Linked DNA regions of Homo sapiens: region 2 is linked to region 1. The links are chromatin loops, found by intact Hi-C in ENCODE. Cell type or tissue: OCI-LY7. All regions are shown on one strand. Links, peaks and the distances in the headings refer to the core of each region. The heading gives the core; the rest is flanking DNA. Region 1 holds the start of LOC124905015 (a long non-coding RNA gene). Region 2 overlaps RUNX1 (RUNX family transcription factor 1).

Region 1 (5,379 bases), core at 65-5,064:
CGTAAGGCAGAAAGAGCAAATTACAGGATAACTTGTATGTTATATTTTTATTTTGTGGAAAAGAGAAAAACGTGCATACACCTTTAAGACTTCACGTGCATGGATAATGGACTAGAAGGAGATATATGAAGTTTTGAACACTTGTCAGCTCTTTGGGGAGAGAATGGGAAGAGGACATGTTTGTCTTTTTTCCTCTTATACGCAGTCTAGTATTTTTCAGTTGTTTTGTATTGCGCAAGTACTACTTTCATCACTTGAAATATCAATACATATTTAAGGAAGAAATAGCCAACATGTATGTTGGGCTTGCTGTATGCGACGCAGAATGCTAAATATCTTACATGCATGATCTCACAGGTTACTCACAGTGGCTCTGAGGGGCAGGTGGTAGTATCAGCCCATCTTACAAAAGAGAAAAGTAAGAATCAGAAAGACTAAATAACTTGCCCCAGGTTACACAGCTAGTGAAGGCAGAATGGTCTCCGGAGAAGAGGACTCATGCACTTAACCCCTGGCTCTGCTGCTCTTCAAGGCGGTGGCCTGCACCCAGCCATCTATGAGGGGCCATTAAAGATTCTGAGTGTGGGGCCAGCAGATGGGATTTGCTCCAGTGAGGAGGGGCTGGAGCTCTTTCTAAGTGACATGGTATTACACTATGCTGAGTGGATTTTGTCCCCAGCTGCTGCTCTGGGGGTGATTCTTTGCATGGGCCTGCAATTCAGCGATGAGAAAACTAAGAAAAAGGTTCCCCTGAGTCTCTCTGGACTTTCACTTAGGGGGAAAAGTAATCCGTACAAAATAATGACTTCCTGACCCCAGTTCCTGGAGAAAGCCGAGAGACAGCTTCTGCTGAACTCAGAAGTGCTGTTTTCCTACGTGAACTGGGGTAAAGGTACTGACCAGAGAGAAGCTGCCCTCTGGGCACTGGCATCTCTTCTGGGAACAGGGTTTTGGCCCTTCTGCAAGTGGCCACAGAGATCGGGTTACAGCAGTGCTGAGCTGGAGTAAAGTCCAGGCCTGGGGTCAAGCAAGGCCTGAGAACTGTTCGGGAACTGACTCACCCCAAAGCCCTCAGCCGAAGAGGCAGGTCCCAGAGCCCACTCTGCTCACCTCTCAGAGTGAGGGGCTTCGGCAACACCAGTCCTGCCCACTTCAGGGAACAGTGTAAAAACAAGGGAGGCTTGAGAATTCAAAAGTTCTGGTAAAACTATGTATGGGACCTCTTCCTTAGCCAGGTGCATAACCCTGCTGATCTAGACTTTTTAAAAATATCCCAAATTCCCTCTGCCTGGAGTGCTTTCTTCAATCTAACTATACCTGGGCATTTCTTCCCCATGGGCTAAGATTCAAAACAAGTGTGGCTTCCTCCCTGAAGGTAAATCCACATCCCGGCCTAGCAGGGGCCCCTCTGCTGGCTCTGAGAGCATTGTGTGTGACCCCCCCAAGTCCTCCTTAAACTCCCCACTTCAAGGATGTTGTTTCTTTTCACATCTCACTCTTCCACCCAACCACGAGCTAGAGAAAGACATTGGGACTCCTCCCCGGCACAGGGTGGCACGGTTGATAGCTGTGACCTACCTGAACTGTAGACAGCCCCTCTCCGCCTGAGGAAGAACAGGGGCTAACCACCATGTCTGGGTTTCATGTAGGGTTTGTCTTTCACCGGTGAGGGTAAAGCTTTTGAAAGAGATCCTAGAGAGAATGAAAGGAGGGGCCTGGGAGTGAGAGGAGAAATAAAAGGCTTATAGGGAGCACCTCCCTATAGTCACAAAGGCCATCCTTCCTGGCAGATTAATTAAACAAAAGATAACCATCCAGGAAGACAAACTTAAAAAGGAGAATCCTCTAGGCAGATTAATGACAGAAACCAACGCTTTCACCCTCTGCCCACTTCCTTTGGATAGGTGCTTTTGTGCAGTACACAAACCGCACAGCCAGATATGGCAGCCCTGAGAATAACATTAACATATCACGTGCCGAGCTCCTTTTAAGTGCAGGTGCTAGATCAGGTGTTTTGCATATGCGATTTCATTGAATCTCCATATTGACTCTACGAAACAGGGACTAGTGTCCTCATTTTAAAGACAAACTAAACTGAGACTTAAAGAGGGCATTTTCTCAAGGGCACCCAGCTAAAAAGCAGAAGTTAGCCTTCGACTCCACTGTGCTGGCTCTGGACGGTCTGCTTCTAACCTACACTCTGCTAGGTCTCAGGAAAGCAAATGCAAACAGATGTCTGCACACATCCTGCAAAAAAACTGATGGCCAAGAGGAAACATATCCCAGGAGAAGGAATTAATAGACTTCAGAAAATGGGAGATTTCAGACAAAGGGCAGATGTCTTCTGGAACACTGCACAAAGCAAATTGATGGCAAATGCCAACAGGTGTCTGTTTTAGGAGAGGGAGCACCTGCCAGTGTGGGGAACGTGGTGGCTGAGGAGAGGGTGACGCAGCAGCACCTGTTCTCTTAATGTGACATGGCCAAAGGCTTCTTCACAGTTGGCTGAAATTACAAGACAGGAGGATGGGCAGCCCTGGCTTCAGAAAACTGGTCTGTGAAGCGGATAAAGAAGACAGAACAAAGAATTCTGATCAGGCATAAAACATTTGTCGGAGGAAGAAGTGCTGACGCCCTTAAATTTGCAAAAGAAACAAGAAAGAGGCCGGGCGTGGTGGCTCACACCTGTAATCCCAGCACTTTAGGAGGATGAGGGGGGCAGATCACCTAAGATCAGGAGTTCAAGACCAGCCTGGCCAACATGGAGAAACCCCATCTCTACTAAAAACACAAAATTAGCCAGGCATGGTGGCATATGCCTGTAATCGCAGCTACTCGGGAGGCTGAGGCAGGAGAATCGCTTGAACCCAGGAGGCAGAGGTTGTGGTGAGCTGAGATCACACCATTGCACTCCAGCCTGGGCAATAAGAGAGAAACTCCATCTCAAAAAAAAAAAAAGAAAAGAAAAAGGCATAATATATAGTATATAAATATATATTAAATAAATACTAAGTATTTATATAAGCATTTAGTTACTTAAAATATGTAAATATTTAGTTACTAAATAAAAATATATATCTTATATATTATTTCAATACTAAGTATTTATATAAATATTTAATTATTTAAAAATATATAAGTAGTTGTTTAAAATATGTATTTATTTAATTACTACTTATGTAAGTAGTATTTGTTATATACTATTTATTTATATTTGATATTTATTACTAAATAATAATAATACTAATTACTAAGTAACATTTATTATTAAACACTAAATATAAATAAAGAGTATACAACAAATACTATTTATACAAATAAATGATAATTTACATACCATTTACTTATATAAATATGTTTTCTTTGAGAAATTAGGAGATGGTTGTTTAGTGGTGTGAAGATGATATGTTTACTGTATACATAATACATTATTTTTTTAGAAGCCTGCTAGCAGTACATTGAGTAAGTTATATGAAAGTAATTAGCAAATGCAAAACTTGATTTAAATCTAAGGTACATTTGGGTTCATGTATTTCAGAAATGTCCATTAAGCACACCCAATGTTCAAGGGCCTCTGGTAGGACCTGGGGCCACCAAGATGCATTGGACATCAAGCCTGCCTTCAGGAGCCCATGCCACAGTGAGAAGTAGATAATAGAGTATCAAGAGCAGACAGTGGGTGACATTCCAGCTTTGGCAGTAGGAGGTGCGTTTTCTGTAGAGAATTTAAAAACAATAACAAAACTGACAAAAAGCCAGTAATTCTAAACAATATCTGTGATAAAATGCTTCTCCAAAAAAGTTAGGGCTTGGCTCAGTGCAGCTGGCTGTCTGTTTCTGTGATAAAGTTTTATTGGAACCAGTCACTCTTATTCATTTACATATTTATTATCTATGGCAGCTTTCTTTCATGCTACAACGGCAAAGTTGAGTAGTCGTGACAGAGGCCAGATGGCCACAGAGAATAAACTATTTACTATCTAGTCCTTAACAGAAAATGTTTGCTGACCTCTGGTCTGAGTTATAAATAACTGCTGCAATTACTGTTGAGTTTCGATAATAATATCTATGTCAACTTCAATTAGCACATCTTTATTAGCTGTCCTTTAATAAACATTTGGTTCTACAGGGAAGTTAATTCCAGAACTCCAGTTATATAGTGTTCCCTAAGGACTCAGCTGCATGTATTTGTTTTGAGAGTCTAAGTTTGTCACTAATTGAGGTCTATTCTTATCTCCAACCCATATAACATTCTTGGATTTAAAGGGCGGATTCAAAATAGTTGATGATAACACTCTGATTATAAAGTCCAAAAAATCGAGCTTGAATTACATATTTTTTTGTTCTATGTGTCCCTTTGGATTTTTAATGTTTAAAAGTTAAAACAATGAAACTGAAAACTTAAAATAATGAAACCGAGTGTAAACTACAAGGCGTGATAATTTTGCTTGGTAGGCGCAAATATTAGTTCCCACATGGTGTAGGTACAGAATTTAAGTGGTATTTTAAAAATTGAAATTAATGTTGTAGATCACAATTATTATATGAGTACTGCTAAAAGTAATTTGTGGCCAGGCATGGTGGCTCACACCTATAATCCCAGCACTTTGGGAGGCAGAGGTGGGTGGATCACCTGAGGTCAGGGGTTTGAGACCAGCCTGGCCAACATGGTGAAACCTCGTCTCTACTAAAAATATAAAAACTAGCTGGGCAAGGTGGTGGGCACCTGTAATCCCAGCTACTCGGGAGGCTGAGGCAGGAGAATTGCTTGAACCCAGGAGACAAAGGTTGCAGTGAGCCAACAAGGTGCCACTGCACTCCAGCCTTGGCGACAGAGTGAGACTCTGTCTCAAAAAAAAAAAAAAAAGTAATTTGTCACATAGAAGAGGGAGTGTCAACTGCATTATACCTCCAAATGTAAATGATCCTTAAAGAATGACTGCATGAGGAATAAGGGCCAAGTGTCATGAGAAATGTGCCATGACAGAGTGTCACAGAGGTTTCAGAGGAGGACAGTCCTTCCACATGGAGGAAGTCAGTCAGTGTGCTTCCTGTTGGGAGGAAATGCTCCTGAGAACTGCCGTGATGCCCATGAGGATGCGAGTGTGTGTGTATGCTTGTGCACCAGCCAGGATGAACGTGCACAAAGAGCAACCTCCCTTCTCCCCATGCGAAACATATGGAGAACTTGGTGTGGGTTCTTCAACTCCAAGCCTGTGCATGAGACTCCAGATAATTGTCGGGATTGCACCAGGGGGAAGGGAGGGGGAAAATCAGAAGGAAAGGCTTTCCAATCTCCCCTGATCATTTGCTTTCAATCCAGAGAGATATATTAATGGTATGAGGATAGCGGCCTTCTCAGTCTAGACTCTGCCACAA
Region 2 (5,379 bases), core at 305-5,304, 200 kb before region 1:
ATTTGGAGATTACTTTTTAAACATACACCTAAGATGTTGTAGCTAATACTGCCTCTTCCATCCTAGTCACTTTGCAACTTGACATTCTTTTCTAGTGATGATGAAATTCTCAGCATCCAGTTAGAATTCATACAATGGTGCATATGCTTTAGAATAGCCTCAATGTCTGGAATATAAGTGATGGGTCTGATTTTTAGAAACAGCCAGAAGGCATTTAAGATCAAGACTGGTGACAAATAAGGTGACCAAGGAAGCTTGACAATACCTGTCTTGTTCAAAAATGAGGTGTGATTTAAAAGTAAGGAGGATTTACTTGTTTAGCCAATAAACTAACTCTGAAAGTCATTTCAAAAAAGCAGATCCGAAGATGTTTAAAGTAATAATGGTGCTGTTAGAATGGTGCTCCCTCTCCCTCCCAGGGGATGACTTTGAAGGACACTACAATAACAGATGTGTAAATTCTGAAATATATGGCTAAAATGAGGTTTATTATTTTCTAGTCACCACTTAGACATCTTTTAGTCATTTGTTTATGACAGTTTATAAATGAGAAAGAAGTCCATTTAAAATATCTCCATGAGGACCTCAAGGTAAATAATAGGAATCGATCATTCATCAATCTGGCCTGGCCCCGGCCCACTGAAGAAAGTTCCTTCTTGAGTGCATTCAAAGCTCTCATGGTCCAGCCCTGTTCAACCTGAGCAGCATCCTATCTGCTCCTCCCCCAGACGTTCCGATGCCCTGCACCAGATTCAAGAGAGAGCCAAGTTCCCCAACAGGCTATGCACGTGGCTATTAACACCCAGCACACGCTATCCCTGGCCAGCTCTCTCCTTCTTCCCTAAGAATTAAACATTCTTTGGCCTGAGTTTTCCTCCTTTATGTCACCATAAAGTTGAGTTATTCATTATTAGGGTCTATACATGAGTAGCCAAAATATACGGGTCTCTATATTTAGGTCAAGGGGCCTTCAGCAGGAGAACATGAATAATTAGGAGTGAGGCCATGAGACAGAGGAAGAAAAGCTCATAGGAATGGGAAGACAGCCTCTCAGATGAGAGGTGTGCGGAGTGATTGCTGTGAGGAATTGCTCAATAGGAAAGTTAGCCAACCTGAGGACGTTTCTAGGGGAGGAAAAGGGAAACTCATATGGTTCTCTGCTAATTCTTAAAAATAAGGTAGATTCTTACTCATCTAGGGTGCTTGCTCGTTATGAACACAGGAAGATTAAGGAATGAGTATGGACTGTTTCTACTCTATGTTTTCGGACAAGAAGAATAATAAAAAAGCACTGGGTAGCTGGAACAACTGCAGAGGCCCCAACAATGATGGAGACTTTCTGGTGCACCGTGGCACAGGGGTCTCTTCCAAAGGGACTCAATCAACCCCAACAGGCATCATCTTCTGTGACTCAAGATGTCCTTTTTAGGAGTGCTTGTACTTTTTAATGCTCAGAGAAGTTCGTATTACTGATTCGGGAACACTGAGTTTTTCAGCTCCTGTAAAACTATTTTCAGGTTTATTTTCAAGTACATTCTTTACCTCGGGGGGTCAAATCTTTTGGTTTCCAGTGAATATCGTGGTTATACCTGTGGTTACCCACTGACTTCTCATCTGCCTAGCTTATCTGATAACAGGCAAATGGGGAAAGAGGCTTTAATACCCCTCAAAAGGGGAAGATTGATAATTAGTTATTCACCGCATAGAATCAGGCCAGGTCAACTCTCTCCAAGAAGAAAAGCAATCTGGATATTGCACTTTGGGGTCCCTTTTCATTTTGGCATTACAGGCCTCATGAGGATGTAGTCTTTCTGTATTTCTTTCTTTCTTTTTAAATTGTTATTTATTTATTTATTTTAACCAGGTCAAAGCATTACATACTGCAGAAGAGAAAGCAACTTCAGCTTCTCTTAAACGGTGTCATTTTCATGACAGCTCGTAAATTTTGGCCTCCTATGGGTCCAGGATCTGCGCGCATCCGCCCGGGGACTTGTTGGTGGATCCATCCCTCATGGCGGAGCAGCAAGGGGATCCTTTAGAAAAAGCAATGGGCGAAGTAACTGAAAGAGCGACGCAGAAAGCAACAGCCAGAAACGGCGGGGACGCGAGCGGCCCAGACAGGAAGGGAGGCGGTGGCGCAGCTCTGGTGCGCAGCGCGCCGCAGCGACGGAACTTCTGCAAAAGCTGCCTGCCCGCGCGTTATCAGCGGCGCGCAGGCCTGTGGTTTTCTCGCTCTCGCAACCCTGCTTTAACTGCCGGTTTATTTTTCGACAAACAGGATGCCTCCATCTGAGGCTGTCAGCATCCCAGGCTCTTTGAAAGAAAAGAAGTAGAGCGGCCCCACCCTAGAGGCAAGGACGGGGTCTGTGTCAAGAGGCTTCCCAGAGAAGTGAAAACTCTGCAGGTGCAGCCGCTGGGAGAGCATCAAGAAGGGCAGGGTGGAGGGGCAGGGGGCGAAGGGAGGGGGTGAAGCCCGCACCCTACCCCCACATGAAACTGATTCCACTACCCCATCTCTGCAAGCGTCCAGAGGCAGAGAGGCCAACATTTCGGGGACAGCTTGGAGGCGGGAGATTTAGGCAGGGCTCCTTAAACTTTTATGTGCATGAAAATCAGGCCAATCACGGGGCTCTTGAGCAAATGGGGACGATGATTCAGCAGGTCTGGGCTGAGGCCTCAGATTCTGCACTTCTAACAAGTTCCCAGGTGGTAGTGATGCTGCCAGTCCAAAGACCACACTGTGAATAGCAAGGCGTCGTCGGGACAGTCTGCTTTAGAGTAAAACCTAATAGATGTGCAAATATTTAAACCAAGCTGTATTTATTCCTGAGGCCCTGGTTTAACTGGAGCCACCTTGCTAATGGAAAATGGAAAATGAAATTCCTTTAGGTTCCAAAGGGAAGGAAAGTTTGAAATGGTTAAGGTATTTAAAAAATCCTAGTTGGGAGTGGCCTTGGGGATTCGGGAGAGTTGAAGTTAGGTTCTGAGCCAAGAGATGGGGGAGGAAGGGTGGGATGTGGCAAATAAATATAAACACACACACACAAACCCCAGCCCAACCACAGGTTCTTTCCTATCAATGAAACATTTGCATCTTGCAGGTAGAACTCACACGTGTCCACATTTTTCAGAAGTTGAATGGTTTTGTGTAATGGTACAGAATTTGGAGCCCATATTTGAATATTCTAGATCCAATGTTATCTCAGACTGGCTTTAGGATCTTGTGGCCTACATTTAAAAATGCATGTTTCTGAGTCATGTTTAATTAGTAGTAGTATCTGAGAACTGAGAGACTAGACTAAGAAATCCATGGTATATGAATAAAATCTCCAGACAGCAGCTAGAACATAGAGGTCCCTCCAGAGGCAGTGCCAGTTGTCAGCTGTAAAAATAGGTTCTGCTCAGTTTTGCTTAGGCCTGAAGTTTCCTGAAGATTTCATTTAGACTTCATCAAAACCAGTCAAAGACTTCCTGTTACAGAAAGGTTCTTAAAGTATGGCTGGGACTACAGGGCTATTAAGATGCAGATTCTTGGGCCTCTCTGCCTCACTCATCATGGTTTCTCAGGGTGGGTGCCGGGAACCTGCATTTTAACAAACGCTTTGAGGATTCTTATGTACTGCCAAGTTTAGGAGTCCCTGGTCTGCAGGTTTAAGTTCAACCTTCTCACTGCAGCATTCAAAGACCTGGCTTCAATTTTGCTGTTCACAGGCGAGCCTCAGTGACTTCCTCACTGCCCTCTGAGCACTCCTGGAGCCACCTGGCTGCCTCATTCATTTCTTCTCCTCTGTCTTTCCCCAGCCCTGGAATAAAATGACTTCCATCTTCCTCTCCGAACTCTCTTCAGATCATGGCTTCCCACTCAGCAAGCAGTTACTTTCCTGGTCTGCCACTGCTGTGGTATTAATGATAGGCCACTCGATTCTCATTTTGTTGACTGAATATTTCTCATGCTTAGGCTTTGCCTCCCTGACCAGACAGTAAGTTCTCTGAAGCCATTTCATGCTATATAATCTTTATGTTCAAGACTACTTTCTAACGCAGTGTCATGTCCACATGGATCATTCAGTAAATTTACCGATGGCTTATCTATCACCAACATGTTTTACAGAGTGTTATTAAGCAGGGACACTCTCTATGGGTCTAGGATCAGAAGAAGCTGGGAAGAGAAATGGGGTAGTGGTGAGAGTGTCATGAGAATCTGGTTATACAGTCATCAAAGACACAGAGGAAGTGGGAAAAAGGGAGTGTAGACCCCTAGCTCATCTGTCTGCAGTGTGAATTGGAGAGGGGTTCCTTTTTGTTTAATATAGTTAATTTTCCACTTGAAATCAAGGTCACCAAACCTATGAGCCAAACGATGGATGCTTGCCCTTCACACTCACTGCCTAGTGATGGAGCTCTTGGTGGCCTCTCTCCACCATCTCTGCTCCACCATCTCTTCCACTCTGGCTGGCTTCCCTTCTTCCTTTCTGCCTGATGGGTTGTCAACTCAAATGCCCAACTCCAAGCTCAAGTTAAAGGAAATTTCAAGTGTATTACATATAATGAAGCAGACTGAAAGAACAGTAGTATACTAGTAAGTTAGCTTAACATGGTTTAGTGGAAAGCAGCCAATACACCTCAGTTCTGATCCTAACACAGCTAGCATCATTGGCCGTGTCACCTTGGTTTTCTTCTTTAGCCTTTCTGAGCTTCAAAATTTTTGTTATCTAAACTCTGAGCCTCAGTGTTTTCATTAACAGAGCCAGCATAACAATGTTGGCTTCTAAGGCATTGGGCAGGTGAGTGGGGTAGTTATGGAGACCACCTGAGAGAGCCTGGAACACGGTTGGTGCTGGCAACCTACAGGGCCCCAGCCCTTGGCGAGGTATCTTTCTGGAGAAATGCTTCCTAGTGTTCCTAGCCATTCCTTGCCTCAGGCACCTTCACTACCATCCCAATCACAGGCCTACTGCTCTTCCTGGTCCAGCTTGCTGGTCCTAGTGCTTAGCTTCTCTCTTAAGGGGATCTTTTGACCTCTGTAGGAATTTCTTCCGTCTTGGGCTTCTGGCATGGTTCTATTGGTCACCTGGCACCCTCCTCACCACTTCAGTGGTGCCCCCAACTCTGCTTCTAGGACTCTGGCAAGTCCTACAACCACGATCCTGGTAATAGTACGAGGTTGGATTTGTCAACCTTGTCACGATCACATTTCTGTTCTGCGCATTGTGGGCTGTTTGGTAGCATCTTTGGCATCTGCCTACTGGATGTTAGTACAGTCCCCTCTATCCCTTGAGTTGTGACAACTAGAAATGTCTCCAGACAGTGCCAAATGACCCCCTTCCTCCTCACACTGCCTCCTTCTTCCAGGTAAAAACCACTGGTGAGGCCGGGTGC

Evidence for each region. Peaks named below come from ENCODE experiments on the same cell type or tissue, not always from the same donor. Only the 100,000 strongest peaks of a DNase experiment are listed, where the experiment ranks them.
Region 2: it touches region 1 in a loop (6-fold over the local background); 2 of 110 quality-filtered maps call a loop at or near these places.

Annotation. Positions count from the first base shown.
Region 1 is chr21:35,225,522-35,230,900 of GRCh38, forward strand. It overlaps LOC124905015 (a long non-coding RNA gene), which reads right to left and starts at 1,654. Exons shown (of 2, transcript XR_007067854.1): 1 at 1,579-1,654. In OCI-LY7, for the core only: no CTCF peak of the experiment used is centred there; DNase peaks (open chromatin) are centred at 2,000 and 2,490; H3K4me3 peaks cover 1,827 bases; H3K27ac peaks cover 2,874 bases.
Region 2 is chr21:35,024,693-35,030,071 of GRCh38, forward strand. All of the region lies in intron 2 of RUNX1 (RUNX family transcription factor 1), which reads right to left. Among named protein-coding and RNA genes, the nearest start is that of RUNX1-IT1, 12 kb to the right of the region's middle. RefSeq lists enhancers at 1,980-2,482, 2,136-2,280 and a cis regulatory region at 2,199-2,216. In OCI-LY7, for the core only: CTCF peaks have their summits at 2,196 and 2,396; DNase peaks (open chromatin) are centred at 2,239, 2,659, 3,072, 3,556 and 1 weaker place; H3K4me3 peaks cover 3,513 bases; H3K27ac peaks cover 4,185 bases.